Regions from separate parts of the Homo sapiens genome. Here region 1 is linked to region 2. Evidence: read pairs that join two places in POLR2A ChIA-PET (ENCODE). Cell type or tissue: MCF 10A. All regions are shown on one strand. Each heading gives the region's core, and the rest is flanking DNA. Links, peaks and the distances in the headings are about the cores only.

Region 1 (16,139 bases), core at 3,672-11,671, 71 kb after region 2:
ACTTTTTTTTAGCTTCTTGTAGTATTATTTTAAGTGATATATAATTTGCTCAATTTCAGTATATTCCTTATGTGAGCTAAGTTTTTATCCAAACTTAAATACATATGTGAATTTCACATACCTCTTGTGTAAATTTTTTTTGAGTAGGAAAAAGTTGTTTCATCTTTGCTGCTGTGTGTTGATATGCATTCTGTCAGAATACAGCTTTTTGGTAATGCTGCAATAAACTGTCACTCTAATGTAATAGATACATGTAATAGATACAATAACTCAATCATTCCATATTACTTGACATAATAAAAAAAATGGCTTGAAAAACACAGCCTAAAGAACAAGGTTGAAACTCTAGTTAGCACAGGTGTTAGGCTTTCTACTGTTGTAGTCAATACTTTCGGAGCTGATACCTTTGGAGGCAAGGACTGTGAAAACGTTCATGTCTTTATCACCATTGCCTAGAATGGTGGATGCCTGAAAATGTCAGAGGTATGGGAAAAGAGGATACATTTATTTAGGTTTATTATCAATATTTTAAAGCATATGGCTATTTTAAATGATTTAATCCCGTGTTTGACAAATAGTAGAACCTCCAGAAGCCCTGGAATTTCAACTACCTCCATGAAGTTTCAGCTGACTTTAGAGATTTAGTTTGATGGCCAATTACTGTGGGCAACCTAAAAGGCGTTGCACCTGGCAGAAGCACTGGACACATCCTTTCCTTATGCTTCTAAACCTTGAGATGATATCATCAGGTCCAGTTCCATAGTATCCATCTTATTCTCAATATTCACTCTCTCCACTGATACAAGTGTAGCACATCTGTTAATTTTTTAAAATGCATTAGTTTTTACTTCAAACATGAGATGGTTTTGTTTACACCAGTATCTCAACTATTAACACGTATTAAGGAAAAAATTAAAAGTTTACCTTTGGAAATTGAATTGACATTGGGAACTTTAGGTTAACTATCACAGTGGGTCACAGGAAAGAATCTGGCCAAATTTGTCAACCATATTTGGCCTAGTTTTCTGCATATGTTTGCCAGGTGCAACAGCCAGCTTATTGCTGGAGGGCACAAAAATCTGGAGGAAAGGCTTGGCACTTGTGCTGTTTAACCCATTGAGGGGTCTTATTTTTGCTGAGATTTTGCCTACAGAGATCTGATTATACAATAGCGTATGAATGGGAAAGTGAGGCTTCTCTTTGCCTTCCGTAAACGAGAGATTTATAGAATGCACCTGTCAAGCATTTTTGGGAACACAGTCGCAAAAAAAAAAAGAAGATTAAAAATGTTATCTGTATTGGGAAGAATACAGTTCTAGGTGTGAATGGTCAGGCAAATGGGCCAATTAACAAACATGTACTCTTTATTAGGGGGCTCTCAATTTCCCGGAAAGTTATCACTTAAAATGGGAAGCATGAATATATATATATTTTTATAAAGTTAGCCTGATATGTAAAAGAATTTCAGAATTTTTGACAAATCGTATAATTAGAGGTTATATATTTATAGCTGATTCAAATCCCAAAATGAATAGAGATGTCAAAGCCTTGAGCATATTGAACGTTTACACATGAATAAGCAAGATGGCAGAAACTGTTTTCAAGCAGACCTATTTTTTTGCCTTTGTATGTTTTTGGTGGTTCTTCAACTTGCAATTTCCATATAATATTTTTTCATGTTTACATTAGCATGTAATTAGCATACATATAATTCCATAGTGGGATATGTAAATGCTCCCCACTCCCCAAATAGGTCAAATGGCTGTGAATTTTTATTTTGTTTAATACTATACTTCTAGACTATTTGTTATTTAGACAGTAATTGTATTTTCTTTCTTTTTAATTATTAGTTTGAGTCATGTGGCAGCTTATTAAGTCCCATTTTTAAGTCAAAGACATTAATGTTTCAGGACAGGTGTTTGAGTTTCAGAATTTGGAGGAATAGAATTGAACACATTTATATTACTTTTCCCTTTCACCACACTTAGTATTTGAAGACTACAGTCACTCTTTAACTATCAAATTTTTTTCCATTATTTTCATAAAACCTTCATACAACCAGGCACCTAAATACTATCTCAAAGTCATAACTTACTTCTGGAGGTAGTCTCTCTGTAACTCTTCTCAGATCACTGGGAAATATCTGGGAAATGTTTGAGGAAAATATTTTAATGAAGTTTACCAAATTTATTTTTAATGCTCTGTGTGTGTATATACGTGTTGAGTGAAAAAGAGACACACACTATAGAGAATGTATTTCAATGATTAAAACACGCAGAGAATAAACCAGTTGAAGTATCATTTATTTGGACATCTTATCTTTCACCTAATACAGATGTATGAGGATTATGAGTAAAGTTATACATCTTTATATATATGTGTGTATATATATGTATGTATGTATATATATGTATATTTATATATGTAAGTATATGCATATATATTTATATCCAAAGACCTCTGACACAGGTGCGTGCATGTATACACACACACACACACACACACACACACACACACACACACACGCCTTTGCATTTCTTTTTCTTTTTTTTTTTGAGATGGATTCTCACTCGGTCGCCCAGTCTGGAGTGCAGTGGTGCAATCTCAGCTCACTGCAACCTCCACCTCCTGGGTTCAAGTGATTCTCTTGCCTCAGCGGACTACAGGCGCCTGCCACCATGCCTGGATAATTTTTGTATTTTTAGTAGAGAAGAGGTTTCACCACGTTCGCCAGGCTGGTCTCTAACTCCTGACCTCAAGTGATCTGCCCGCCGTGGCCTCCCAAAGTGCTGAGATTACAGGCGTGAGCCACTGTGCCCAGCCTGCATTTTGTTTCTGGTTAGCTCAGGTCAGTGAGTCATTACTGCTGGGTACAGATGTGAAGTGTAGATGATTTCTCTAACACTGCTGTGGGAACAAGTGGGGCTAACTGTGGCTGCTCCAGAGAGGTACAGTTTTTAGGGCACTGAGATTGTTGAAAAAGAAAATGACCAGTGATACATGTGTAGGTAGCTGGAGTGGGTGGCCCTCATCACTTCCATGTCACTATATACCCTGTATTTCTATCTTTCCCTTGGTAATTTGCAGATTTATTGAGACAAATATTTTCAACTAAGTAATTCTTCACATCCTAACATGTATAGTGAAATTCCTACTTGTAGAGTTACTGTGTAAACTTAGTAACCATTGGAAGCATGGAAAAAATTGATTTGGAAACCCTGAAAGCCCTATGATAATAAAAATCATACAGCACTGAACTTGCCTAGGTGTATTATAATTACATTTGTCTGCCTCCCCCCACCCCCATACTGTGCTTTCATTAAGAGCAGGGACAAATTTTAAATTTCCAGATTTTAAATTTCACAGTTTGTTATGGCAGAAGCACACAATAAAGGATAGTTGAATGAAGAAAATGATGAATGAAGTTTAATGAAACATCAAGGTCTCTCTATTTTGTTATCTTTACCAAAATCATTATTTTTTTTGCTTAGGTAAGTGGCAGGAATTTATATTTATATTTCTCTTTTTTTGTATTTACTGATACTGTCAAGGAACTATGATGTTAGTAATGAAAAGAATGCTGGAATAATAATACCAATACCTGAGTTTAAATTTTGGCGTCACCTCCTCGAGCCTTCATTTCTTCATCTGTAAAATGGGCTAATAATATCTATACCATATAAGTGTTATTTCACAGTTATCTTTCTTTATTCAGGAAACTCTTGAAAATCTCCCATAATCCTAAACTGCCTAGCTAATATAGTAAGGATACAATTTTGAAACATTTCATGATGCTTTAAAAAAATAAATCCCTGTAAATCTTGCTCTGCAGGTGCCATGCTCATGGATGGGGAATTGAGAGCCACTGTTGCTTTAGGAGTAGGGCAGGGACAGCCTAGATTCTAGAACAAATGTGCCCTGGTAGCCATCAGAGAAGTTCTTATAAAAACCAGGATTTGTTGAAAATTCTAAAGCTTACATTTAAATATTAAGAAGAAACCCTGAGGATCTGAGACAGGATCTTATGTAAAGTGAGATGCAACCACATAGGAAAGCAAGATCCTTCTGGTGGATCAAAGTGATGCTTGAGGAGAGATTGAGGATGGGGATCAAGAACAAGGTGATTAAAAACAACACAAAACACTTCGGAAGGTTGAGGAGGGATAGGCAGAGGAGGCCGTGTCTTCCTGATCCTCTGGAACCCTGGGGGAGTGCCTTTTGAGGATCTCCAAACCATCTTGGCACAGGTAGTAGAGTTGAAAAGTGGCCTGTTGAAGAAAAAGCCATTCTACTCACGTCTTTTCCAGGTACCTCATATCTTAAAATTGAGCCAGATGTTCTGGAGAGACAGATGATGAAGTGACCTAATAAGTAGGCATCAGCACACCTTGCAGGGTCCTGGTAGCTCTAAGCAAGGAAATCGGTGGCAGAGATTACAGGGTGCCCCTCTCCAAGCTGGAGTCACAGCTGAGTCTGAGCATCAGATAGAGCTGAGATGAGGAGTCTAGTCAGTCGGGGGAGATGGCCACAAGCAGGCATTGTTTGGTGCCTATGACCAGAGGACCATCCCAGACACTTCAGAAACAGTTACAGTGAAGTTAGAAGCCAACATCCACCAGCGACCAGGCAAGATTAGCTGTGCCTTACTCAGACTTCAGCAGCCCACCCAAGAAGGGCAGTGATGAGAGCAGATGTTCTTTTGCCACCACAGCGTTACATACGCTTCCTCTGAGGAGGTGCTAGCATGCCAGAAGGAGGGGGAAGAGAGAAAACAACCCGAAAGACTGAAAATCTGCCCCAAATTGACCATTTTCCAGAGAACCCGAGTGATATTAAATGAACCAGCTTAAAATGTTTGTTTTGTTTTGCATTTTTATCACCAAGGGAGAATGGAGACTTGTGAGCAACATGAAGTTAGTTATGTGACGGGAAACACCATTTTTTAAAAAATTATTTTTTGCACATCTGTATTATAATGAATACATTTCCAATCAGCCACACCAGTGTGTCTTTCTCTCTTTTTAACTTGTGGATGTATAGTGTTCCCATTTGTAATGTATGTATTTGGAGCATTTTATGGTATACAGAACGCTTTCCCATACGCCCTCTCATCTGTTCCTTACCGTAACACAATGAGGTAATGTCAATATTATTATGCTTATGTTTCAGGAAGTTGAAGATTTGTCCAGGAGCAGATAGCTGAAGAGAGAGAGAGAGAAGAGAGAACGGCTTACAGCTCAGGTCCTCTCTCCATGCTTAGGAACCACTACAAATGCTACTGCCTTGAGTCTCATTTTGTTTCCCTCTGGAAACCACATGTGTACCTTGTTTGCAACAGTATGGGTATGGATGTTTTGGTAGTTCTTACACATTTATTTTAAAATTTAAAGAAGTAGTGCCATAAAGCTTTATCAGGATGTATTTAAAATGAAAATAGTCTCTTGTTATCTAGCATGCAACTGATTCTTTCAATTTGGTTTGGTTAGTCAGAATCTTACCAGAAGTCTGTCCAGGTGATAGGTTAGTTGAGAGCATCAAGACCAACCAAAATAAAACAAAAACAATAGCCTATGGCAAACTCATTCTGATCATTTCACATCCTAGAGAAAAGTGCAGAGAAACAAAAATGAGTCAATATTTTATAAATTCAGGGTCAATATTGTATGCAATGTCAATAGTGTATGAGTTCCAAAGGTTTTGTGTCACTATTAAATTAGAAATGATCCATTTTTATTCGACGTATAGTAGATCGGGCCATATAATGGCCAATAAATAAATAAATAAATAAAACCCCCACACCAGAATACAAAGGATAGTGAGGAAACGTATTTTGTACGACAATTGCAAACCACTTATGGGCTTCAATACAAAGTAATAGAGACCATCTCTTCTCTTTGGCTTTCCATTCATTTTTAGCATTAGTGAATTTATGTCCTGTGCTCTTGACCTTGAGCCCTAAGAGGTGTATGTCTTTGCCATGCTTCTGTGGCTACATTTTAGGAGAGTGAGTGTGCATTACATGTCCGTAACCCAGATCTTAGATAGTAGAAGGGTGCTGTTATAATTTGTGGACAGAGGCTGTAATTTGGTGCTCAGGGATTACCTCCTTTGTATATGTTTGCCTACTGCATGCTACCATTTATTGTAAGCTTTTTATTCATGATCTTCATTCTAGTTGAATCTGTGGAGCTATTGGTCATGAGTAGAGAAATAGATCTATAGGGTTTTCTTGAATGGCATTTCTCATTGCTAATGTGTTCTGTGACCAGCCAGGTTTATGGATAAACCCAGTTTTTGTGTTTCTCTGAGAGGTATGCATCAAAGCAGTTTTTTCCTCTTCACTTAGGAATTTTAATTTTCCTTCAGGGTTCAGTGGGCCATTTAGTACCTCCATTATCTCATAAGTTATTCTTACTATTTAAATGACTTTTTTTTTTAGGATGTTAGCATGTTGGCCCTTTTACTTTTATTTTCAAAGTCAGACCAAACAAACCATCAGAGTGCTGTAAATTTACACCTTACATTTGTTTGGAATTCTTTTTATATTAATATTTTTAGAGTCTTCATATGCAAGCAGAAATTTTCCATCCCCTCTCCACTGATCACCATTGAGGACAGGGCATGAGATGGGCAAACCCATGCTTTTGTGTGCCTGTAATGGCTAGCCTCTTTGTTACACACTTTATATTGGTCGTTATCTGATAGAATTCCAACAAATGAAAACATGCCCAAGTTAAAGAAATTAAATCTCCTTATCCATCACCTTAGAAAAATGACAACACAGCATGTATGTAATTTAAAATGACTTGTTGGAATATTTATTGCTAGATTGGGAGAACATTTCTACTGATAAGAAGCTCCTTTGATTTATCAAAGTTTTCCATATTATTTGTTAATTAACTCCATGTCCTTAATATCCACAGCTCATTTTTCCTATGATAATGACTCCATTGTGAAACATATAAATATAATGAAAAATATCCCTACCTGTATTAAAAATTGAGAAACCTCAATTACTTCACACCCATTGTATTTTGTAGTCAGCTCAGGACTGTAGTTACATAACTTCAGTTATTATTGCTGGAGCAACAAGATAAGAGAGTCATTGAAACATTGCAAAAGAGAATGCAGTGGACCAGGGTGGTAATGTTGTCCTTGTAATAAGCCTACTCCTGCCATTGCTGTTAGATGAAGGTTTTCTTTTTCCAAGTGTTATATAATTATATGCAATTATTTTTGTCGTTTGGTTTTCCTATTATCTTTTTCCTCCTCTTTTTGACACGAAAATGATAGTAACTGGAAAATATAAACCAATAAGATTTGAGCTATTTACTATGTTAAAAGAGAATTTGCCAGGTTTCAAATTATTTCCTCATTTGGATCTAGCGTGCAGCACTTACTGATAAGAATTCTCTAACACATGTCTATTTAAAAGTATTAAAAGTATTGTGTACACATTTCAGCAAATTTTGGCAAAAGGGTGTCCTCTGATGGGGAAGTGACTGTTCCTTTCTTTTGCCATTTCCCAGTCTTAAACCCTTGTTTTTACATCAAGCTCCTTTGTTAAGGATTCAACATAAAAGTCTTTGATATTATTGAGTCCATCTCTGACTCATTATTAGCCAACACTTTGTGTCTGGCTGGCAGCTTTTCCGTAAGTGGTAAGGTCAGCCTCATACAGTATTGCACAGCCTTTCCCATTCCTTTTGCGTCAGTGAGAATCAAATGATTCAACAGTGAAAAGCAAACTCTTGGACTGGAATAGCAAGATGACCCATCTCTAAACAAAGCAAACTGACTAGGATTCTCTCATGCTTAACATGCATCTTACTGGTTCTTTATGAAGAGCTTTCTCTTGGTAAGAGTACTCTTTAATATTTGTCTTTACTACAGGTAATCAGGATCTGTAATTCATGATTTCTCTCCTCAGTTAACAAGGCTATGGAATATTTCAAAGCAACTCAGGGTCAGCATGGTATAGTGGAGAAGGCGTTGAGTCAATAGATACGTCTACCATCTGGGTGCTCATTGAGAGAGAGGCCTGTTACCTTCTCTTAGTCTATAACTTCATCTGTAAAATGGAAATAATCTTATCTGCTTCACAAGGTTGATGCAAAAGTGAATATGTATAAAATTACTTGGTAAAATGTAAAACCCTATTCATATATAAGGGACTGCTATCCTTTTAAGAAGCAGAAGTGTTTGCTATCATCATTTGAGAGAAGTTGAGAATACTGGAACCTTTTAAAAATTGCAGCATAATGTCTTGGAGTGATTTGTTAAATATTGGCTTAAACTAGTAGGATTTTCCTTTTTTCTTTTTCTTTTTTTGAGACAAGTTCTCGATCTACACATAGGCTGGAATGCAGTGGTGTTGGTGTGATAAGGGTCAGTGCAGTCTCAACCTCCTGGGCTCAAGTGATCCTCCTGCCTCAGCCTTTTGAGTAGCTGGGACCACAGGTGTGTGCCACTGTACCTGGCTAATTTTTGTAGTTTTTGTAGAGCTGTAGTCTCACCACGTTGCTCAGGCTGGTCTCAAACTCCTCGGTTCAAGTGATCCTCCTGCCTTGGCTTCTCAAGGTGTTAGGATTACAAGCGTGAGCCACCGTGCCCAGCCAACTAATAGGATTTTCAGTAGTCAAATTGTAGCATTTTCCTTAGTCTTTGGCTCTGTAAGATTATCATGTTACATTGGAAAATCTTTCTTTGACCACAAAATTTAAAATGAAACTGGATTTGAGTTAGCTAGTACTCCTTCAGTAAATTGTATGTATTTCCTCTTAAGTAATTTGCTTCTTCCAATTGTTTCATCTTTATCATTCATTCTCTTTCCTCAGTCCTTTATTCGCTGCTGAGGGGAAGCAATGAAGAATTTCCTTTGACTCTGCCCAGTTTTTTATGGACACAAACAAACCATTTTTTTTTTTAAAGAGGCAGGTATTAATTCAAAGGAAATGTAATATATTTTTTAAACCTAGTGGCGGGGGTGCCAGTTAAGGAACTTGTAAGTAAAAGTTGAACTTTGGAGCCAAAACGATTGTTGGGACTCATCATCTTCATAATGAAAGTCTTTGCAATTATAATTTCATTTGGCAAAGATGAAGTTGTACCCTTGGGAGATGCCTTGCCAAATCTTTATCCATAATTCTGAATTGATTCCAGCCAGACTTTGTTATCGGAAAACTACTTCATATCCTTTCCTTATGGTGTGTGCCCTTAACCTCAAGAATTCAGTTTGTGAACACTGAAACTGTTCACAGAAAGTGTTTGGAGAAGAGCGCCCTTTAAAAATTAGTCATTAAGGTATAATGCCATATGGGCTCAAGGGGTGGCAGAGATGCTGAGTGGCTTCTTGTTCGTTAAGACTGAAATATTTATATGAGCAGTAATAATAACAGCATATTTCAGAGTCTGTGTGGTATGAAATTGAGCAGCGATGCAATTAGATAATATTGACAGCCCCTATTGTAATTATGTAAATAGTAGTAAGTTCAGCTCTCCTTTTATCTTTCATTTCCATGTGCACATGTAAGGAGAAGGCTAGAAAATATATAAATGTTGGGCAGGAGTGCTTGGCTATTTATTTATAGGACAGAGTAGCCTGAAGCTTGTGTTCCCCTGAGTTATTTTTTTTTTCTTCGAAATTAAGCAAGTCCAGTGGGTTCCCAGAGGGGACATGCAAATGCTTAGTGTTAAAGCATCCACTTGAGGATCCTGACAACGTCATAGGTCCATTCTGAGTACTTTTCTTTTGGAGTTGTGTGTTGGGATCCTACTTGACTAATACCAATACTTTTTTTTTTTTTTTAACCTTTCAAACAGATAATTTAAAGTTGTTCTCCATAGAGATGTTTTCTATGTCTAGCTGCCTATCAATCTTTCCATCTCAATGCAGAAGTATTTGATTAGTGTATTTAAAGTAATAAAGATGCCAACAGTAGTGTCACCTTGATTGATGCTAATTATAAGTCTTTAATGGTTCCTCTGCTTCGGCCACTGTCTCTGCAGATTGTGATTTTTATGGTTAAAATAGTGCCCTGCTGTCCAAAGGCTTAATCATAAATTCTGGTCTCCCTTTCTTTAATGATTTTGCATGCAGTGGTATAATCCCAGTAACATACATTATCTTCGTTAAAAGCAAGCAGTGACTTTCATAGGGGCGATTAATGCATTTATAAGGAGCTTGAGGAATCCTCGTTGGGATCATAGCAGAGGTTACGATGATTGTGCTTCCTGGGCATTAGAATTAGCAGCAATGTTGCATAGACTGTCTGAAAATAATTGAAGATTTTGATGCAGTCCCTATTTAGCACACTAATGTTGTAAATGAGACTATAACTGCAATGGTAAAAAGGCAGGATTTGTAACCTGAAGATGCTATCAGTATGTGGCTGTCAGACCAGTGAAATGAAAAGCAAGTTAAATTATATGAGGGCTTTCCTTCTTTAGAACAGTCTTAAACAGATTTGGGGTCACTCAGTTTGAAATATCTGTTGATGAAAATATCTCTTATCCTGAAGTTTTTCAGGCTGAATTTTCACAGTGTTAATATATGTTTAGTCTTTAATCTCCTTACTCAAGTCCACAGATACAGTTTTAAATAAGAAGAAATGTGCCTAGTAATACACACATTTATGGGACTTTCAAGGTATGGATAATTTGCTTATGTAAATATATGCCCATATACACTACACATACTAATACTTCTCTGAAATGACATATCTTATTGCAGACAAGCTTGACATAAATTAAATCGATGCTTTGCTATCTTGTAAGAGCAGTTTACTTTCACATCAATTACAATGCATAGCTTCTTGCATGTAGCGGGTATTTTAAAATAGTGCTTTAATGCTCTTATTGAAAAAACCTTGATAATTAAAAAAATTGTTTTTTAAAAGCACATTAATACTGGCATACATTAATATTATTATGTACCTATTTTCTCCTATTTAATTTTACTATATTCTATGCTTACAAACTAAGCTAGATGGAACTATAATAAAATGTTAGGTGTTTATATCATATTGCTTTCCACTAGTTATTCAGTTCTAATGATAATATCATACTATAATATCCTCTGTTAGTGCTAACCACTGACATCTAGACAAAATTGTTAACTTCTAGTAAGGAGAAGATACTTTTAAAATTTTTGAACCATTTACATTTTCAAAGAAGGGAATGCTAAATTGCTTTATAGGAAGGTAGTTATTTCCCAAGTGGTTCCGGCTTATAGGGAGAAACCACAGACCTCAGAAGCCAAGCTTGAAAGAGTATTCCTCTTGAAATAGCATCTATTCCACATTTCTGGGGGTAGCTGTAGTTAATAATTCTGGATGATAAGCAAAAGTCTACCCAATATTTATTTTTTTGGTGGAAATTTGAGGAGATATGCCCAGCTGCATAGTGGTTATTAGAAAATGCCTCAATTTACAAGCCTTATATTGAGAAACTTGTGACATCTACTTTGGGTATTTACAATAATGACTTACTTGCAAAGTCTTTTATTTTGCCATAGTATAGTTTAAGGTGATTGTTTGAAATGTTAATGTTCAGATGTTCTGAGGTGCTCTTTTAGGTAATGGTTATCATCGGTGAGCCATTGGACATCTTTTCACCAGAGTGATAATACGGAAAACATGTACACAGAATGTAACCTCTCCCACAGGGAACGTTTATCTTCTAGAGCGTCACTCAGACATTCTAAACATGGGCAGACCAGAAGGCGGTGTTAGAAAGCTTGCGATGGATGAGGAGGGCTGGGATTAAATGAACTAGGATTGACTGCGGAAGAAGACTGGTATGGGAGCCTATGGGATTATTACTGGGGATCTGTATGGTAATTAATCCCATATGAAGACAATACCTACCCTCCAATCTGTTTGTCTACTCATTCCACCATTGTCGTGCTCTACTGATTATCAATAGTGTCATTAGAAAAACCAGAGAAAGACTCTTCTGTGGGTGTCAACAGTCAGCAGAGGTCTGACTAAGCATTCGAATGACATCTTGTGTGATTCTACAATGAGAGTTGCAAACTGCTTGATCAGAGGAGGTGTGAGCTGCATTGTTTAGTCTGTCTTGCTGTGTGATAATTTTCTTTTGTAGTTTTGATAAATTAACATTGGCTTATGTATTCAGCAATATTCAACAGGAATCTTTTTTTTCTAAGCCCCCGGGCTTGTGTTTAAAAATGCAGGTTAGTTCTCAGAGGCTTTCAAAGCATTTCTGCATCATGCTACTAATTAAGATAAGGTTATCATTTTAAGTTATACCAGGAATGCAATTAGAGCTTCTAGTGAGAACTGTAGCAATCAATTTTCTACAAATTATGCAGACCTGGTAAGGTAGAATACAGTTTTAATAGGACAAGTGAACATACAGTGATTTATTAGATATAATGTGAATTCAAAAGACACCTGGACACAGCATCTGTAACACATCGTGTAGCCCAAGTCACTGGGACTCTAGTTCAACAGCCCTTCAGTGGGAGAGATTTAATAATATGCCTTCCATTCTCCATTGTTCAGTGACTGTTATTTTGGATTTTGAGAGGGATTTTTGTTTTTCAGTTTGAATGGTTTTAGACATGAGAAAGGATACAAAGCGCAGATGAGTGAGGCCCCTCGTTTATCTAGACTGACCCACTGCGGAGCTGTGGGTCAGTCCTACCTGTCATTCCTTTTACTTTTGTGGGACCCACAGAGTCCAGGTGACTAGCTGACAGTGTAATTAACTAATTTTTCTACACTGTCCATCTCTGCTAAGAGTATTTGGTGTTGGATAAGAAACTTACATGCCTTATCTGCCAACTGTCGGTAATTACTTATTCATTGAATGGATACCTGTTTTCTAAGGATGTACGAGGACTGCAAGGTTGAATAGCTCCCGAGGAGGCTGTAGATCTTTTCTTCCTAGGATCACTGCAGGTCTTCTGGAGCTCTCCATTAGGTCATAAATTACAGTACTTCTGGGCTTCCTTTTCTTAAACCTCTTAAAAATATCTGGAACACCTTTTACTTCTCCCTGGTTGACTTTTATTCCATTTGACCTATCAGCTTGTTCTACATTTTTCCATGCACCTAAATTCCTCAAATTGCAGTTGTTCATTCAATGTATATCTAGAGATTTTCCGTTGTGTGCCATGCATTGTGCTAGGTATTGGACACATCGTGGTGAAAAAGGATACTTGTGCTAATATCTGTAACATATGCCTGCCTTTCCCACCTCCACCATTAAGCACGTAACATCCCTTCCCAGCACTTGTGACCTTGCCTTGTAATTTACAGAGAAGATAAATATCCTCTAGTACAATCTCCTCTATCTTCTCCTTTCTTCCATATCTGCCATTATCTGCAGCTGAAAGGTGTTTTCTTTCTGTTCCGTCTCATAGAAAGTGTCACATCTCCTCCATTAAATTGCCATGATTAAGATAAATTTTCTTTAATGTTTCTATGCATTAATTTTTCCAATAATTTCTCTTTTTGCGATAATTTTTCTTTTCTTTTCTTTTCTTTCCTGCATAATTTTTTTCTACTTTATCTCAATCTTTCTTACTCTTCTGCTATTTCCCTTTGGCCAACAAGCAGGCTCACATTTTAGCTCAACCCTATCCAGAAACAAAAAGTAAAAAATCTGTTATCTTACCTGTTACTCATTCAAACTTCCTAGTTGCTAGTTTCTTCAAAGTGTGCCTACACAAATTCTGATTTTTCTTCTTCATGTCTCTTATTACAACAGTCTGGCTTCTGGACCAGCAAATCTCTAGACCAAAACACACCAGTGGCCAAAGTTTACTTCTCACTTCACTTAGCCTCGTACTAACATTTGTTATTGCTGCGTCTTTCCTACTTCTGAAAATCGGCAGCTGTCTTCAATCTATGGTGTCATTTCTTCGTCCTCAATTTCTTAGGCTGAGTTGTCCTTTTTTTGCTAACCCTTTTGGTGACAATGTCCCTCAGGGTTTCAACTTTAGTATTCTTCTTTACTTACTCTGTGTGAGGAGGTTCTTAAAACAAGAGGCTTCAAAGGTGAACTGTGAATGCCCTAAAATCATATGCTAACATATATGGTGTGGGTACCTACATTTTTCTGAGAAAAGGGTTTGTAGCTTTCATGTGATTCTCAACAGGTGCCAAAGACCAAGCTACAGCTGAAACCTCATTCTTTGAATGGTGGCATCCTCTTCCATGGTGTCCTGCTCCAAACTCTCACCTGCGTTTGTGCTGTATTCTATCTCAGGCTGACACATTGCTGTTGACCTAAGTTCTTAAAGAATCTTCCAGTGTGTTCTGTTTCCACACTCAGTTTTATGCCAAATTCTTTCCATTATGATTCAGAAATATAATTAGTCTGTCATGGTTTTGTCTTAGTTAGATTCCCTGTCACCTATTTCTTACCATCCTGGTCCAATCTGCACAATATCTCCAGAAATATCTTTTGATGTATCCTAAAATTAAAAAGCCTGCTCCTAGGATTTTCCCTCACTTACTATTCTTCAGTACATTCTTTCCCTCCTCCTCTACAGGTCAGGTTCCAGGTGAGAAATCACTTGAATTATAAAAGTCTTCAATATAATTCTCCTTACTTATATCACTCTTCCTCAACTTATGAACACTTTGAACCCTTTGCAATTAGCCAAGAGAAAACTCCCCCTTCACCCTTTAAAGGTTTGCTTAAAAATCAACTGACAAAAGACAGATTAATAGGAGAAGAGGCATACACGTTTATTAACATGCACTGGAGTCTTAACAAAATATAAGAACTCAAAGAAATGGCCAGATGGTTGACCTTTTTTTTTTCTTTTTCTTTTTCTTTTTCTTTTTCTTTTTCTTTTTTTTTTTTTTAGATAGGGTCTCCCTCTGTTACCTCGGCTGGAGTGCAGTGGTGCTATCTTGGCTCCCTGCGGTCTTGACCTTCTGGACTCAGGTGAACCTCCTACCTCAGCCTCCTGAGTAGCTGGCACCACAGGCTCACATGACTACACCCAAATAGTTTTTAAAAAATTATTATTTGGGCCAGGAACGGTGGCTTACAGCTATAATCCCAGCACTTTGGGAGGCCGAGGTGGGCAGATCACTTGAGGTTGGGAGTTCGAGACCAGCCTGGCCAACATAGTGAAACCCCGTTACTACTAAAAATACAAAAAAGGTAGCTGGGCATGGCGGCATGTGCCTGTGGTCCCCAGGTATTTGGGAGGCTGAGGTGGGAGGATCACTTGAACCCAGAAGGCGAAGGTTCCAGTGAGCTGAGATTGCGCCACTGAACTCCAGTCTGGGCAACAGAGTGAGACTCTGACTAAATATATGTGTGTGTGTGTGTGTGTGTGTGTGTGTGTGTGTGTGTGTATATATATATATATATATATAAATAAATAATTTGTAGAGACAGGGCCTCACTAGGTTGCCCATGCTGGTCTCAAACTCCTGGGCTCAAGCAGTCTTCCTGCCTTGGTCTCCCAATGTGCTGGGATTACAGGCATGAACCACTGTGCCTGTACTGGTTGACACTGTCTTTTTTTTTTTTTTTTTTTTTTTTTTTTTTTGAGACGGAGTCTCGCTGTCACCCAGGCTGGAGTGCAGTGGCGCGATCTGGGCTCACTGCAAGCTCCACCTCCCGGGTTCACGCCATTCTCCTGCCTCAGCCTCCCCAGTAGCTGGGACTACAGGCGCCCGCCACCACGCCCAGCTAATTTTTTGTATTTTTAGTAGAGGTGGGGTTTCACCGTGTTAGCCAGGATGGTCTCGATCTCCTGTCCTCGTGATCCTCCCGCCTCGGCCTCCCAAAGTGCTGGGATTACAGGCGTGAGCCACCGCGCCCGGCCTACACTGTCTTTTCTTTTTTTTCTTTTATTTTTTTTTGAGATGGAGTCTCACACTGTTGCCCGGGCTGGAGTGCAATGGCACGATCTCGGCTCACTGCAGCCTCCACCTCCCAGGTTCAAGCAATTCTCCTGCCTCAGCCTCCTGAGTAGCTGGGATTACAGGCACCCATCACCACGTCCAGCTAATTTTTTGTATTTTTAGTAGAGACAGGGTTTTGCTATGTTGGCCAGGCTGGTCTGGAACTCCTGACCTCATGCTCCACCCGCCTCGGCCTCCCAAAGTGCTGGCATTACAGGAGTGAGCCACTGCGCCTAGCCT
Region 2 (16,139 bases), core at 4,845-12,844:
TATAACCCAGACTTACCCACGGTCGAGTTCTCTAGACTTGGCTCCTCTGATTGTGTGAGATCCTCCCACATTTAGGAAGGGGGAGCTGGTATTAAATATATGTGTGAAATACTTAAAGAATAAAGTGTGGAATAGTGAAATATGGGCCCTAATGCACTAGGAGATCAGAAGGAGACAGTGGGTATGAGCTGATTGACTCAAGGACAGCTTTATAGGTACAGAGGAGATTTATTATAGATATAGGAGGATGGGTAGGATCTAGATGGGGCATGAGGAAAGAGAGGGCACTTAACAATTGGAATGAGAGTAAACAAAAGCCCTAAAACCTTTATTATTAGTAATAATGCTTGGTAGAAATGAATGGGGTATATACATGGGAAATGGTATATAACAAGGATGTCTAGGTGGGCAAGAGGAGGACATAGTTATTTCTTAGAAGGAAGTCAATGGGTGCTATGCATGGCCACCGACCATGAATTTCTACAGCTGCTTGCTGGATCCTGCTGAGTGGTTTTCCTCAGGACTGCTGCTGCCCCTGTGGCAGCCATGCCAGCTTCTCTCTTCTCCCTCCTGTTTAGCCTCCCACTGGGAAGAGCTGCTATGTAGAGACTTATTAAAATTTTCTCAAAGAGTGGCAGGATGCAGTGGCTCATGCCTGTAATCCTGAGGTGGGCGGATCACCTGAGGTCAGGAGTTCGAGACCATTGTGGTCAACATGATGAAACCCCCATCTCTACTAAAAATACAAAAATTAGCCAGACATGGTGGTGCACACCTGTAGTCCCAGCTACTTGGGAGGCTGAGGCAGGAGAATCGCTTGAACCCGGGAGGCTGAGGTTGCACTGAGCCAAGATCTTTACTGCACTGTAGCCTGGGCGACAGAGTGAGACTGTGTCTCAAAAAAAAAAAAAATTTTTTTTTTCTCAAAGAATTTTTCAAACACTATCTCATTGGATGCATGTGATAATCTTGGGCTGTGCTGTTACACCAATTTGCAAGTAGGAATCTGAGGTTCTTTGAGGCTAAGGAACTTTCCTGAAGCCACAAAACTGGTAAGCAGCAGAACTGGACTGTGAGGCTCTGGCCCAGATGTGGTCGGCGCTCTTTGTGGTCAGCCAGGCCACACCAGAGGCCATTTGCCTGCTTTTCTGTTCATTCATTCATTTTTGGTAAATCTTGTCTGACCATCTACTAAGCGCTGGGTCCCAAGTTAAGACAAAGGTAAACAAGGCCCTTTTCTTGCTTTCTGTTCCAGTTGGATAGGGATCAGAAAGGCAAAGCCGGCAGTTGCAGTCTCATGTGGTAAGGGCTGTAGGGAGATGCCCAGGGTGCTATGGCTACCCCTAGGAAGGACTTTAAGGGTGAAATTGTGCCAGGGGCTAAGGCTTCCTAGAGGAAGTGATAGCAGAGCTGAGGTACCAGGAAAGATTTAAATGTTCTTTACAGAAATCTGTAACATAAAAGGCGAGGCAAGAGAGAGGAATGGTACATTTGGGGAATTAAAAGTAGTTGAATTTGCCTGGAATGCGAAGGGCAAGTTGGGGAATGGTGGAAGATGAAGCTAAGGACACCTTAGCTTAAATCTACCGAGGCCAGATCGTGTGTAGTTGTGGAAACCATGGTTAAGAGATCTTCACTGCCCAGAGCACAGTGAGGAACTGTTGGAAAGGTTGGGAGCCTGAGAGTGACTTGATCAAATTTGCAGCCTAGAAGAATTCCTCTGGTGCAGTGGGAAGGATGGGCTCACTGTTGCAACAGTTATTGCAGTCTGTTAAAGTAGAGACATTAGCTGATAGCATAAGGTGCAATAGCATAAGGTGCGATAGCGTAAGGTGCTTTTCTCTTCTTCAGTCTCTGCAGTAGCATTCTGGAGGAATCCAAAGGCCTCTTCCAGAGCAAAGCTAAAAATGGTGGAGAAGGGAGAAGCGGAATTTGCTGTCTTCCATGATTTGGTTCCAAATACACAAGCCTTGTTCTGGTTCTTTTTAACATCTGTGTGTCTCAAGTCAGGAAAATGGCTTGAAAAGCCATAATATCATCATAGCCCTAGCGTTCAGATTACCTTCTTTCAATTAGCTAACCAAGATAAACTTCGATTTCATGAAAGTTGTGTACTTTATCTCCAAGTCATGTGACTAAAAAAGCCAACTCTTTTAAAAACATACATGTTTCTACACGTTTAGAATAATTTTAAAGTATCTATCTATAGCAAATATAATTTTAAACATCCATAAAACAAAAATATAGCTCAGGATCTTTTCATTAGGGTCTGGGTTCTCAAAGAGCACGTTGCAAGGTAAAGCAAAGAACCTTAGAGAAAATGTTAAGTGCTTCTGTCAGACAGAGTTTTCTCAAGTGGCTGAATGTTTGGACTCACAGAGCTGCTTTTTTTCTACGTAAAGAAAACTCTTCTCTTGTAGACCCCTCTACATTTTTCTCATAAGCAATTCTCTTTAGAGATTACTTCTCTAATTTATCCCTCCCTTCCCCTCCAAAAAGAGAGATGAGAGATTATCTCAAGGAGCTGGCAGGACAGAATCAAAAGCAGGGGGGTGTGGGTGTGGAATAAGTCAGTGCAGACCCAGGTCCTTGCCGTCGCTGGAGATCTCTGAACTTTGCCGCCTCCCTCTTTGCTGAGGTCCCTCAGGTGGCCTCATTGTTTCTATTACCTTGGTAGAAAGCCTGTGTGAAGTCCCTGCCTGCCTGGCAGTCTCGTTGCCATGGAAACTTCCATTCCGCACACCTGATTCACACATCACGCTTGGCTAAGTCCAGACAGAGGTCACAGACTGGCATTTGCCCTTTGTTTCCCCTTCTTGTGTTTTCCAGGCACTTAAAAATGGATATAGAAAGATGAGAGGGTGGGCAGTGTTGTGTGTAAGAACGCTTTGTTGTCAACTGTAGAAGTGTGTGAGGAAAAAAAAAACCAAAAAAAAAAAAAAAAACCAAAAAAAAACCTTGTAAATGGAAGAGCAGAGCAAATGGCAAAGTGTGCATATAGTTCTAACCTTCTCGTAAGAAAGCAAAGTTTGAATCCTGTAATGTGTCTGAAAGTGACTTTTTTTCTGGATTTCTAGGTGAGATTGGAAATGGGTATAATAGATTCCAGAGTCTGCGGCTCCACAGGGAGTTTTCTGTCCCCTTTCACCAAGTTGCTCTTACACTCTAGGATTGCAATGTGGGTTCAGGTAAACCATCCCTGACAGCTGTATGTTAAGAATCAAATTCTCTGATGTTGCTTTCTATACTGCAGCTTTACTTTTACATAAAGTGTAATACTTTAGAAAGCATAAATACTTTTGAGGAAATTATCCTTCGTTAGAGGTCAATACATTTGCTGGAGTAATTTTCTGTTTACCCTCTGATTTTTTCTTCTTCCTGTGTAACTTCTTTAATATATAACTTAGAGAAAAGGACCATGTAGGAAGGCAGATTATTAAAGTTCTTGCCCAACCAGAATTTCTCTTTCTTAGGTTGAGTCGTTTTCTTTTGATTCTTGTTTATAAGGCTGAGATTTAGAGATTAAAAAAAAAAAAAAAGACTTTCCAAGGGACATGGGACACGGCATTCAGCCCTCCTAAAACATTAAGTTGGCCAGGCGCGGTGGCTCACGCCTGTAATCCCAGCACTTTGGGAGGCCGAAGCGGGTGGATCACGAGGTCAGGAGTTTAAGACCAGCCTGGCCAACATGGTGAAACCCCGTCTCTACTAAAAATACAAAAATTAGCTGGGCATGGTGGTGTGTGCCTGTAATCCCAGTTACTTGGCAGGCTAAGGCAGGAGAATCGCTTGAACCCAGGAGGTGGAGGTTGCAGTGAGCTGAGATCATGCCACTGCACTCCAGCCTGGGCTACAGAGTAGACTCTGTGTTAAAAAAAAAAAAACGCAAACAAACAAACAAAAAAACCCACATTAGGTTTCAGACATTATGTGCAGTGCAGTTATCATGTCTTGGCAGTCGGGTTAGCTCGTGAGTTTCTGTTTGCTCTTACCTCCATTGACGCTTCTGTTTCTTCTCATTTGTCAATATTCCTCCTGTTTAGATGGCCTTGATTTACAAAATATGCCCTTACTACCAGCAGTCAACCAGACCTGGGTTTCAAATCTCATCTACCTTATGTCCTTGGATAAAATTATTAGCCTCCATTGTCTCATCTGTGAAATGGCGTTAATAATACAAAACTGCTGTAAAAAAATTGTAATTTTTACAGTAGATTGCAAGATACCTGCCACACAATATCTATTGTTACTATTATCCTGTTAAATCAGTTTAGAAATAACATTTATAGCATGTGAAAGCATATGCTTGCTCTCAGTGTTACTAAGTTTGGTGTTGTTCTTGACTTTGGCCAAGGTAAGGACAGGTTGGGGCTAAGTATATGGATGGTGGATGGAAATAAATTATAATTTTTACAAAAAATAGAGCATGTACACACACATTCTCCTTGTCTTTTTTTCATTTGTGTACTCACCCTCAGTCTATTTTTTGAATCTCCCTACAAATTCAAGTGGCAAAATGAAAAGGTTGTACAAGTATTGGAAGATAAAATATTGTCATAGAGACATTTAGCGAGCAGTGGCTCTGCTCTGTCAGCATTTCCAGGCAGTCATAGAGGTACATGTGTGAATTCCCATTCTCATGACCCCAAGGCCATTCTAATCCCCCCATTCTAATCCCCTGGCTCCTCACCTCCTTCCCCTTCCTCTCACTGTTCTCACATTTTCTCCTCGTTTTTCCTCCTCTCCTCTCCTTCTCCTCCTTTTCTCCCCGTTTTCTGTTTCCTCCTCCCTCTCCCCCTCCTCCTTGTCTTTTTCTTCTTTCTTTAAAATTGTGGTAAAATATACCTGCTACAGAACTTACCATCTTAACTGTTTATACGTTTATGGTTCTGTGACATTACAAACTTCCACATTTTTTGCAACCATCACCATACTCCATCTCTTGAACTTTTGATCTTTCCAGACTGAAACGCTGTACCCATTGAACTCTGACTCCCCATGCCTGCCTCCCATCACAGCCACTGGAAACCACCATTCTACTTTCTGTCTCTATGAATTTGACTACTTTTGGTGTCTCGTATAAGTAGGGTCATATAGTATTTGTTCTTTTGTGACTGGCTCATTTCACTTAGCATAATTAGCCTTCAAGGATCATCCCTGTTGTAGCATGTATCAGAATTTCATTCCTTTTTAAGGCTGAATCATATTCAATTGTATGTATTAATATATACCACATTTTTGCTTATCCGTTTATCCATCGACAGACACTTGTGTGGCTTTCACATTTAGTATTTGTGAATAGTGCTGCTATGAACATGGGTGTACTCATATCCCTTCAAGAGCCTGCTTCAATTCTTTTGGGTACATACTCAGGAGTGGAACTACTGGATTATATGGTAATCGTATTTCTAATTTTTTGAGGAACTACCATACCGTTTTCCACAATGGCTGTACCATTTTACATTCCAACCAACAGTGCACAAGGGCTCCAGTTCTTCCACCTTTTCACCAACATTTATTTTCTGATTTTTCGATAGTAGTCATTCAAATGGGCGTGAGATGGTATCTCGAAGTTTTGATTGCATTTCCTTAGTGATTAGTGATGTTGAGCATCTTTTCATGTGCTTATTGGCCATTTGTATATCTTCTTTGGAGAAATATCTATTCAGTTCCCTTGCCTGTTTCTTAGGTTGTTTGTTTTGTTGTTGTTGAATTTTTAGGTGTTATTTGTGTATTCTGAATATGAATCCCTTATCAGAAATATGATTTGCAAATATTTTCTCCCATTCTGTGGGTGGCCTTTTTACTCTGTTGTCTTTTGATGTGCAAAATTTTAAAATTTTTAAATGAAGTCTAATTTATCTATTCTTTTCCTTTTGTTGCTTATGCCTTTGGCATCATATCCAAGAAATAACTGCCACATTCAATGACATGAAGCTTTTGTCCCATTTTCTCCTAGGAGATTTATAGATTTAGGTCTTATGCTTAGGTCTTTGTTCCATTTTGAGTTAATTTTTGTATATGGTGTTATGTAAAGTCTGACTTCATTCTTTCGCATGTGGACATTTCATTTTCCTGGCACCATTTGTTGAAAATGTTGCCCCTTCCCATTGAGTGGTCTCGGCATCCTTGTCAAAAATCATTTGACCATATATGTGAGGTTTTATTTCTGGGTTTTCTGTTCTGCTGGTGCATCTCTCTGTCTTTATGCTAGTATCACCATGTTTTGATCACTGTAGCTTTGTAGTAAGTTTTGAAGTCAGGAAGTGTGAATCCTTCAGCTTTGTTCTTTTTCAAGATTGTTTTTGGCTATTCAGGGTCCTTTGAGAGTCCCTATGGATTTTCGAATGGATTTTTCTATTTCTGCAAAAATTGTCATTGGGATTTTGATAGAGATTGCATTGAATCTACAGATTGCTTTGGGTGGTATTTATATCTTAACGGTATGAAGTTTTCTAATTCATGAACATGGTATGTGTTTTTATGTATTTATGTCTTTTTAAATTTCTTTCAGAAAGTTTTTATTGTACAAGTCTCTTAACTCCTTGATTAATTCCTAAGTATTTCATTGTTTTTGATGCTATTATAAATGGAACCATTTTTGTAATTTCCTTTTCAGATTGTTCATTGTTAGTATATATAAATGCAACTTACTTTTATATGTTGGCTTTGTATCCTGCTACTTTATTGAATTTATTATCTCTAACAATTTTTTGAGTGCGGGATCGGGGGATCTTTCGGAGATAAGATCAGATCATTTGCAAACAGAAATAGTTTTATTTTTCCTTTCCAATTTGGATGGCCTTTATTTCGTTTTCTTGCCTAATTGCTCTGGCTAGAGCTTCTTGTACCATGTTGAATAGAAGTGGTGAAAGCAGGCATCCTTGCCTTATTTCTGATCTTAGAGTAAATGCTTTTAGTCTTTCACCATTATGATGTTGGCTATGGGTTTTTTCATATATGGATTTTATTATATTGAGGTAGATTTCTTTCTAGTATGTTGAGTATTTTCAACATGAAAGGGTATTGAATTTTGTCAAGTCCTTTTTCTGAATCAACCACATTGAGATGATCATGTGGTTTTAGTCTTTCATTCTGTTAACATTATATATTATATCAATTTTTCTATGTTAAACCATCCTTGCATTTCGGGACTAAATCTCATTTGGTTGTGGTGTATAATTCTTTTAATATTCTGCTGAACTCAGATGGCTAGTATTTTGTTGACAGTTTTTACATCAGTGTTTATAAGGGATATTGGTCTATAGTTTTCTTTCTTTTTCTGGCTTTGCTATCACGGTAATACTGGCCTCATAGAATGAATTAAAAAGTGTTTTATCAGCCGGGTGCAGTGGCTCATGCCTGTAATCCCAGGACTTTGGAAGGCTGAGGTGGATGGATCACCTGAGGTCAGGAGTTCAAGACCAGCCTGGCCAACATGGTGAAACCCCATCTCTACTAAAAATACAAAAATCAGCTGGGCATGGTGGTGTGTATTGGTAGTCCCAGCTACTGAGGCAGGAGAATCACTCGAACCCAGGAGGCAGAAGCTGCAGTGAGCCAAGATTGCGCCACTGTACTCCAGCCTGGGCAACAGAGTAAGACTCAGTCTCAAAAAACAAACAAACAAACAAAACGTGTTTTATCTTCTTCAGTATTTTGAAAGAGTTTGAGAAAGATTGGTGTTAATTCTTTATTTTTATTTTTATTTTTTGAGACGGAGTTTCACTCTTGTTGTCCAGGCTGGAGTGCAATGGTGCAATCTCAGCTCATTGCAACCTCTGCCTCTCAGGTTCAAGTGATTCTCCTGCCTCAGCCTCCCAAGTAGCTGGGATTACAGGCATGTGCCACCATGCCCAGCTATTTTTTGTATTTTTTTTAGTAGAGACAGGGTTTCATCATGTTGGCCAGGCTGGTCTTAAACACCTGACCTCAGGTGATCCACCTGCCTCAGTTTCCCAAAGTGCTGGGATTATAGGTGTGAGCCACTGCGCCTGGCTTACTTCTTTAAATGTTTGGTGGAAGGTTGTGCATTTTTAAAAACAGTTTTAAAGAATATATTTAATCAGCTGAACTGAGGGAATTGTTACATTTAGGATAAAGAGAAGTTTGGAAAACTGTGGGGTTTCCAGATTCATTGTTTTATCTCCAAGTGACAATTCCCTTCTGCTCTCCCGAGTCTTTACCACAGGACTGAAGATTCAGTTTGGCCTCTGTGATGTGGCCTGGCCGACAGTCTGTTGCTCTCTCATCCTTTAGGAGTCCTGGATGATTAGTAAGCATTTTCTCACAGCAAATGATTCAGAATGAAATGTAGTTCCAGATACAAAAATTATTTCTGAAAATAACCTCACTTCTTTAAAACCATTTCTGTTATATGTTGATTTAAAAGCATTTATACTGATCTCCAGTCAACTTTCTCTTTCTCTTGGTGTTCCTTCTTCATCCCTCTCCCCACTCTCTTTCTCTCTCTTGCCTGCCCACCTGCCCGCCCCCCTCCCTTCCTCCCTCCCTCTCCTTCCCCCTCCTTCTTCCTTCCTTGCTTCCTTCCTTCCTCCCTCCCTCCCTCATGGAATACCCAGAACAATACTGTCTAATAGACATATAATATAAGCCACATGTGTAGCCATGCTAAAAAAAAAAAAATGAAGAGAATTAGGTGAAATTGATTTTAATAACACACTTTATTTAACCTAATATATCCAAAATATTATTTCAATATTTAATTAATATAAAAATTAATGAGCTATTTAACTGTATTTTTCATAGTAAGTCTGTGAAATCCACTGTTTTAAACTTGAGATACATCTCAGTTTGGACTGATCACATTTCAAGGACTCAAGAGCCACATGTGTCTAGTGACCACTGTATTAGACAGTGCAGACCTAGTGTATTTGGTACCAAGCACGTAAAGTCCAGAAAAGGGCAGCCCTCCACTTTGCTTCATGGACAGGACAGATCAATAAAGGATGAATGATGGCTGTGAGTACCTGGGGAGGAGCTGTGCATAGAGTATTAGGGAAGCCCAGAGGAGGGGGTCCAAAGGCAGACCTGTGAGCTGGGGCCTCCCTGCAACTTACTTGGCTTGTTCACTACCACTAGATCTCATTTCTTTGAACTAGTCCCCTGTGGGGAGGCAACTGAGCTGGAGTTTGGCATGGGCCCCAGTCCATCAGACATTAACTTTTTGCCTCATGTATTAAGAGAGCCACTGGCAAGTTCACATTTAATTACAGGCTCTGCTCTGGCCACAGGTTTGGGAGCTGGGATTTTGGAATCACAACCTCACTGCTTTCTGTTCTGGTCTGCCTTTCATTCCCACACACAGGATGGCTCATCTAGCTTCCTGGAGATTGCTCTCCGGCCAGGTGCACCTCCTTGCTTCTTTTTACTGCAGTGCCCAGAGGAAGATGTAAAGTATGACTGAGGGAAGGGAAGGAAGAAAACATTTTTATTTTCTTCTTTGTCTAGACACCTCCCCTACTCATCTCTGGGAGGCAGCACCAAGAGCTCTGGTTGTTAATGGAAAGGTCATCAGGTGGCCTTCTGTGGATCCACCTTGTCCCCACCCTGGCCACTGTGCCTGACCTGCTTCTCAGGGATTTAGAGAGGTAGCTAATGTGGATGGTGTGGCTCCAGCAGTTAGGCAAGTGTGTGTATATCCAGGCTCCCTGCTTGGGGAAGGGTGGTAGAGAGATGTTTACAGATATCCAGCCAGGAAGTGCAAGGGAAGAGGAGGAGCTGTTTCCACTTACCCTCCTACCTCCTTTTGGCTTTCTCTTCTGGCATTGCCTACGGCCAAAAAGGGATGGGAATTTGGCAAAGTAAAAGTATCTCATTGTACTTCCCCACCCCTCCGTCTCACCTCCCTTCTAAGACTTTTTTCTACCCAGGTCACTTAATACTCAAAGACTGCAAATTCCTTTCCTACTGCTGATGTGGAAGAAGCTTGGAAACATGTTCCTTTCCAGGAGATAAGTGATACGGCAGAAAGACGGGTCAGATGAGGCCAAGGGATTGGAGCCAGAGTCTTACCAAACTCGCAGGCAGCTTGTGACTGCGGGCATGCTGTGCTGATGGAGGAGGGGAGGCCTGGGGGCTCCATGCTGTCGGGATTCCTCCCTTGATAAACAGAGTCAAGGTGGGTAGGGGGACCTTGTGAGAGGTGTCCAGCCCTTTAGAAGATTCTATTAGCATGTGTTGGCTTGTTAAATGATCTACCCATTGAGATTGGTGGCCTGGTCCAAGGCTTTGCTTCTGATACCACTTAATCTCTTTTAATATTTGAACTCTATACTATTAACATAGATTTCTTTGGGAACTGTATGCATTTTCCACCACAGGGAATCAAATCCAGCATATAAAGATGGCAAGAATCTCAGTAATTACCTAAATTCATGAAGAAGCCAAAGTAAAAATATTTCTTCTCTTGGGAATAATAAAATAAAATAAAATAAAATAAAATAAAATAAAATAGATGAGAGCTGAATAGCTCTTCTCCTTACCCCACACTCACAAATCTCCTAAAACTCAAAATTAATGTTACAATACACATTAGCAGATAGCATTTTTATCGATAAGTGTTAAATTAAGGAGTTAACACTGAGAAATTGAAACTGATTAAGAAAATGGAAAAGGCCACAGTATTTGAATGTCACATATGCATACTTATATTGTACCGTAGATACTGAAATAAGATCATTGTTACTGGTGCAGCCTGTGGTCAAATGCATTTTTTTTCTTTTTTTTTTTTTTTAAGACAGGGTCTCTTTCTGTCGCCCACGTTGGAATGCTGAAGTACAGCAGTGCAATCATGGCTCACTGCAGCCTTGATCTCCCAGCTGCTCAAGTGATCCTCCCACTTCAGTTTCTTGAGTAGCTGGGACTACAGGCATGCAATACTGTGCCTGGCTAATTTTTTAAATCTATTTTTTTTGTAGAGACAGGTTCTCAGCTCAGGCTGGCCATATGCATTTTGACACCCCAAAATATTTTGAATTATTCTTAGTTTCAGTAGATGAGATGAGTGATCATTTGAGTTCCTTCAACAGGTCATTAGACCAGACCAGAAGCGAGCTGTGATGATAACACAGGCTGTGGGCAGGCAGGCACCATGAGGCACAGTGAGAGCACCAAGACTGTGGGCTTTGGGTTTGAATCCTGGCTCCACTACTAATCAGCCCTGTGCAAGTGACTCAGCCTCTCTTAACCTCATTTATTTTCTGTAAAAATGGGAATTGTAGATTTATATTTATGGAGATTATTAAGATAATCTGTGTAAAATACTTAGTCCACAGTACCTGACAAATATTAAATTCTGAGGAAATATTAATTGCTATTATTACTACTTCAGCTCTGAAAATGCTGTTTTCTTGACAGTAAATGGCTGTTTTGTTTATTTCTGCCAGTAGCAAAGTAATATATTGATTGTTTAATGCCTTCTTGGCCTCTTTGAAAATGTTTAAAATTATGTTTACCTTTTCTTTATATCATTGCAGGTTTTGTGTGTGTGTGTGTGTGTGTGTGTATGTGTGTGTGTGTGTGTGTGAGAGTGAGTGCGTTTTGGGAGGCCAGTAATTACCCTGTGCAGATGGAGCTGCCCAAACAGTCTTTCCCATGGCAACTGAAAAAATAAAAAATAAAAGCAAAAACTTTGAGGTTACATAATTGCCTTCAATAGACTAGGAGGAGTGTAGAGATCATGACTTTTTTTGTGGGTTTTGGTGTTCTTTTGGTGTAAGGTGTTGGGTGAAGGTACAGAGGTCCTACTGAGTAACTGAACAGGATGCTGTTGCTTGCTTTGAAGTGAATAAATTGGTCAAAAGTACAAGTGGGAGGGGAAGTTGAGGTTTAATGAAGGAGGGCCATTATTAATGTTTCCATGGTTTTAGCAGTTTAAAAGTTGGGAGTTTAAATAATGTTGTTAGTTGTGGGGAAAACAGCCCACAGACATTCAGACATAGTTGAAGTTTAGTCTTTCAGTCTTCATTTTAATCTGAAGGTAGGGAGCCGAGCCTTCTGAATCACACAGCAAAGGGATTGCTTCGTAATTTTAACAGTCTGAATTATTGCATGCTCATAATGGCATAAGATTTGCATAGCTCCACCACTCTCATCAAATCCCAATTATCTGAAGATTGTTTCTCTTGGGAGGCAAAAGAATATTATAATTTTTGGGTTTCTTTTAATCTTCCAAAATGATTTATATTCATCCCCTTAAAACCTGGGTGTAACCAAAGGCACTAGGGCCCAAAGAACAGGTGTTGTCTTTCCAGAACATCCATAAAAGGATCCCTGTATACATTCTCTTTGCACCTCTTGTGTAGGGGTTAACATGGAAGGCTTCATTATTTGACTGGAAAGTAGGTTTGACTTTCCCACTGGAGATTTGATACTCTTAGCTCCAGAACCAAGAAAGAGAAGACTATTAGACTTTCCTTGCCCACCACCCCCTCCCCAACCCTGCCAAATGTATGCTAAGCCTATATTTGTTTTATTTCCAACCAATTTGTTGGAAATAAATTGGTTATTTATTTCCTTATTGGTTTTTCTCTCCAGAGACCCAAAAGATCATATAATGCCAACTCTATGTTATTGATAATAATCTGGGCATAGGAAGAACACGGAGAGTTGAAATCCACAAATCCTCCTAAAACCCAACATTCAAAAACCTCTTCTGCTCAGCTCTTTACATGTGAGCAAAGGAAAGGAGAATGAGAGATAAGATATTAAATGAGTACACGTGGCTCAGGGCACTTGGTGTCAGAAACTCTGCGTTACAATCCAGCCTCTTCCAGTTACCTGGTGAGCACTGGGAAATTTTTGTAACTCCCTGAGTTCTCCCTTTATCATTTGTCACATGATGAAAGAACACTTTAGTCTTGTTGGTTGTTGTATTAGATGAGATACGATATATGTGACGATTTGTAAATTTTGGGGCACTCTCCATGTGGTGCTCACTACTTTGTGTCATCTGATAGAGAGGAGGAGGAAGCATATATAACTAGCAGCCTGAGTAAATATTGGTTATCGTTTACTTCCAAATTGCCAAGAATGGGCCGTAAACCAACAATCTGCCTTGTTTAACCTCCATCAGCTACAATTGCCTCAAGGCCCCCAAATTGCAATTGGTAAGACAAAAACAATAAATGCAAAATCCATATTTGTTTTCTTCTTCCTTAACTTTTTTCATTCATGGTGGTCAATTGAGGTTATTAACCTAACTGACCTGCAAGGATAAACAAATGAGTTTTTTTTTTTAATCCTTTCTGGGAATCCTAAATAACTAGTTTCAATTGTTGTAAGTTGTGGGAGCTGGGAATTTGTTTTCTCCCCAGTACTGGACTCTTTTACAGTGGCACACTGGGAAACCAAATTTGAAACTCAAAGGAGAAATGGAACGGTGACAGTTTCCTTTAACCTGAGCTCAGGGCTTTGGCAATAGCTCTGCTCCAGGTTTCTGTTCTATCTAGTTCTGCCTGGAACTTAGATAAAGGAAAGCTTTCTGTATCTTCCATCATCCTTGCCTTGTTCTAATGTAGCAGGAGTAAGTCTTTCCTAATAGTGTTGCTTCTTTTTTTTTTTTTTTTTGAGATGGAGTGTTGCTCTGTTGCCCAGGCTGGAATGCAGTGGCGCGATCTCGGCTCACTGCAACCTCCACCTCCCACGTTCAAGCATGTCTTCTGCCTCAGCCTCCTGAATAGCTGGGATTACAGGTACATGCCACCACACCCAGCTAATTTTTGTATTTTTAGTAGATATGGGGTTTCACCATGTTGGCAAACCATGGCTGATCACCAGTAATTCCTGACCTCGTGATCCACCCCCCTTGGCCTCCCAAAGTGCTGGGATTACAGGCGTAAGCCACTGCACCCGGCCGCTCTTTTTTTTTTTTTTTTTTTGCCTTCACTTTATTAAAGAATGAGAGTTTTCTTTTACATTTTTTCTCATTGCTCTCTCAGCTGTTTTTTGTTGAAACTAGTATGGAATGACTATTCCTTTCCTTAGTGTGTGCGCCCATGGTGCATTACACATGGCACTTCTCCCTGTAGGGGCCCCACTCTATCACAACAACCAGTGTCCTCATCTCTCCTAGGCCTTGCTCCTGGCCCAGCCCTGAGCACATACTCTGCAATATTCGAACCCTTGATCAATTCTGAAAGCAATTTATTAACTTCCAGCCGTGAGAAAGAAGTGAATTAGTGGTCAGGGTAAAAATTGTAGGCATAGTTTAAAAATTCATTCCAGTGACATAATGAAAAATTTCATCAGGAGTCAAGATTGGAGATCTCTTTTTGGCTTTGCAACTGAGTAAATGTGGTAAAGTTACTTGATGTCTATGTACTTCAGATTCTTATTTATAAAATTGGACTGAATTAACATGACTGAATTAACACAACAGCATCGTGATTCTGCGTCTTTCAGTCCCATACAACTGTCCATAGTTTAGTTGTCTGATTAGGGATTATAATATTTGCGTCTTTTGTAACCTAAAGAATATCTTATGTTATTCAAGACTGCTCATTTTCATTGACGTGCTCAATACCCAAAGCACATAGTTTTTCAAGACTGACTATTCTCCCCTCTCCTGTGAAGGAGAATGGTAAGGGCCAGTTTCCTCATGAAAGCAACTGAAGAAACTGAAGTAAACGTGTCTTTTTTTTTTTTTTTTGAGAGGGAGTCTTGCTCTGTTGCCCAGGCTGGAATACAGTGGTATGATCTCAGCTCACTGAAGCCTCTGCCTCCCACTTTCAAGCAATTCTCCTGCCTCAGCCTCCCGAGTAGCTGGGATTACAGGTGCCCGCCACCATGCCTGACTAATTTTTGTACTTTTAGTAGTAACTGGGTTTCATCATGTTGGCCAGGCTGGTCTCGAACTCCTGACCTCAGGTGATCCGCCCACCTCGGCCTCCCAAAGTGCTGGTATTACAGGTGTGAACCACCACACCTGGTCAAGACATGTCTTTTTATCATGTCTTTCATCCGATCTTTGGAAAGGAGACTCTGTAACAAACAAACAAAAAAATCTTCTAAGCTGAGTTCAAGAATAGATGTTGCTTTTGGACTCACTTCTTTTGGAAGCTTTAAAAATGGGATCATGAGATCAGAATGTATGTAGGTATTCTCTGAAGACAGAATTGTATTTGTCCTTCTAATACCCATCTCTCAAACTTAGCAAGTGTTTAGTTGCTTCTCTTTAACATAAGCCTCTGTTGGTAGTTTGTGTATTCTTTTCAGAAGAAATGTAGGAAAAAATATCTAGGGGCTTATGAAAGCCAACAAAACTATAGTTAGAAGGTAGATGTGTTCCCTTAGAAAGATTTATATGGAAACTTGTTTTCTAGAAAGATGAACAAACAATGAGCCAGACTGTCCTTGTTCTTGTTTTAAAATAAACATATTTGTAGACCTGTAACTGGCTCCTGATGAGCAATACATGAAGCCATTTAAGGCATGAAGCTTTGCATTGGTATGGAACCAACTGAATAAAACTTGTTTATAACCTTGTATACCTTTCCAACATAAACACCATTTCTGGAGTTAATCATTTTTATACTGCTTTATACCTAACATCATGTGACAGCTTTTTCTTTTACATTTTTTCTGACCTGGATTGCTAGCTAGGCATTTGTATTTTTTGATGGTGATGTTCTAGGTTATCCTTTTACATGCCAAATTGGCATAAGCCAGAATATTATATTTTATACTTGTCAAAGGACGGCACATATTATTACTATGTCATAACTAGGGCTCACTGTTTTTTTTTTTTTTTTTAAAAACTGCTTCAACTTTCCACCTATGTAGAAACAAGTATACTTTTTAAGTGAATGCTTGGATTGAGGAACCAGGAAGTGTTTTTTACTCATCAGTATTGCCTCCCACCTGAAATAGTTCATTTCCTTAGAGGATATTGTGGAGTTTAGTTATCCATGAATCTGTTTTTATGGATTGTATTGAAGAAGATGAGGAGTACCATGCATTTTTTTCTGAGAGTAAAATTGTAACTATCAGTATGATTATAGTTTACTTTTTTGGTGCATTTAGTGGGTTTCATTAAAACTGATCTTGGATTTTCACAGTATGGGAGAGTGGGTTTTTTTTTGTGGGAGATGATGTCTGCATACAGGAGATTGTATTAT

The links. Peaks named below come from ENCODE experiments on the same cell type or tissue, not always from the same donor. Only the 100,000 strongest peaks of a DNase experiment are listed, where the experiment ranks them.
Region 1: POLR2A ChIA-PET joins it to region 2 with 10 read pairs; 2 of 35 experiments call an interaction of 5 or more read pairs at or near these places.

The regions. Positions count from the first base shown.
Region 1 is chr6:22,105,578-22,121,716 of GRCh38, forward strand. CASC15 (cancer susceptibility 15) reads left to right here. Exons shown (of 12, transcript NR_015410.2): 9 at 5,170-5,343. Among named protein-coding and RNA genes, the nearest start is that of NBAT1, 34 kb to the right of the region's middle. In MCF 10A, for the core only: no CTCF peak of the experiment used is centred there; DNase peaks (open chromatin) are centred at 7,094 and 7,674.
Region 2 is chr6:22,033,754-22,049,892 of GRCh38, forward strand. The region is part of intron 7 of CASC15 (cancer susceptibility 15); the gene reads left to right. Among named protein-coding and RNA genes, the nearest start is that of NBAT1, 110 kb to the right of the region's middle. RefSeq lists an enhancer at 3,867-3,976. In MCF 10A, for the core only: no CTCF peak of the experiment used is centred there; no DNase peak of the experiment used is centred there.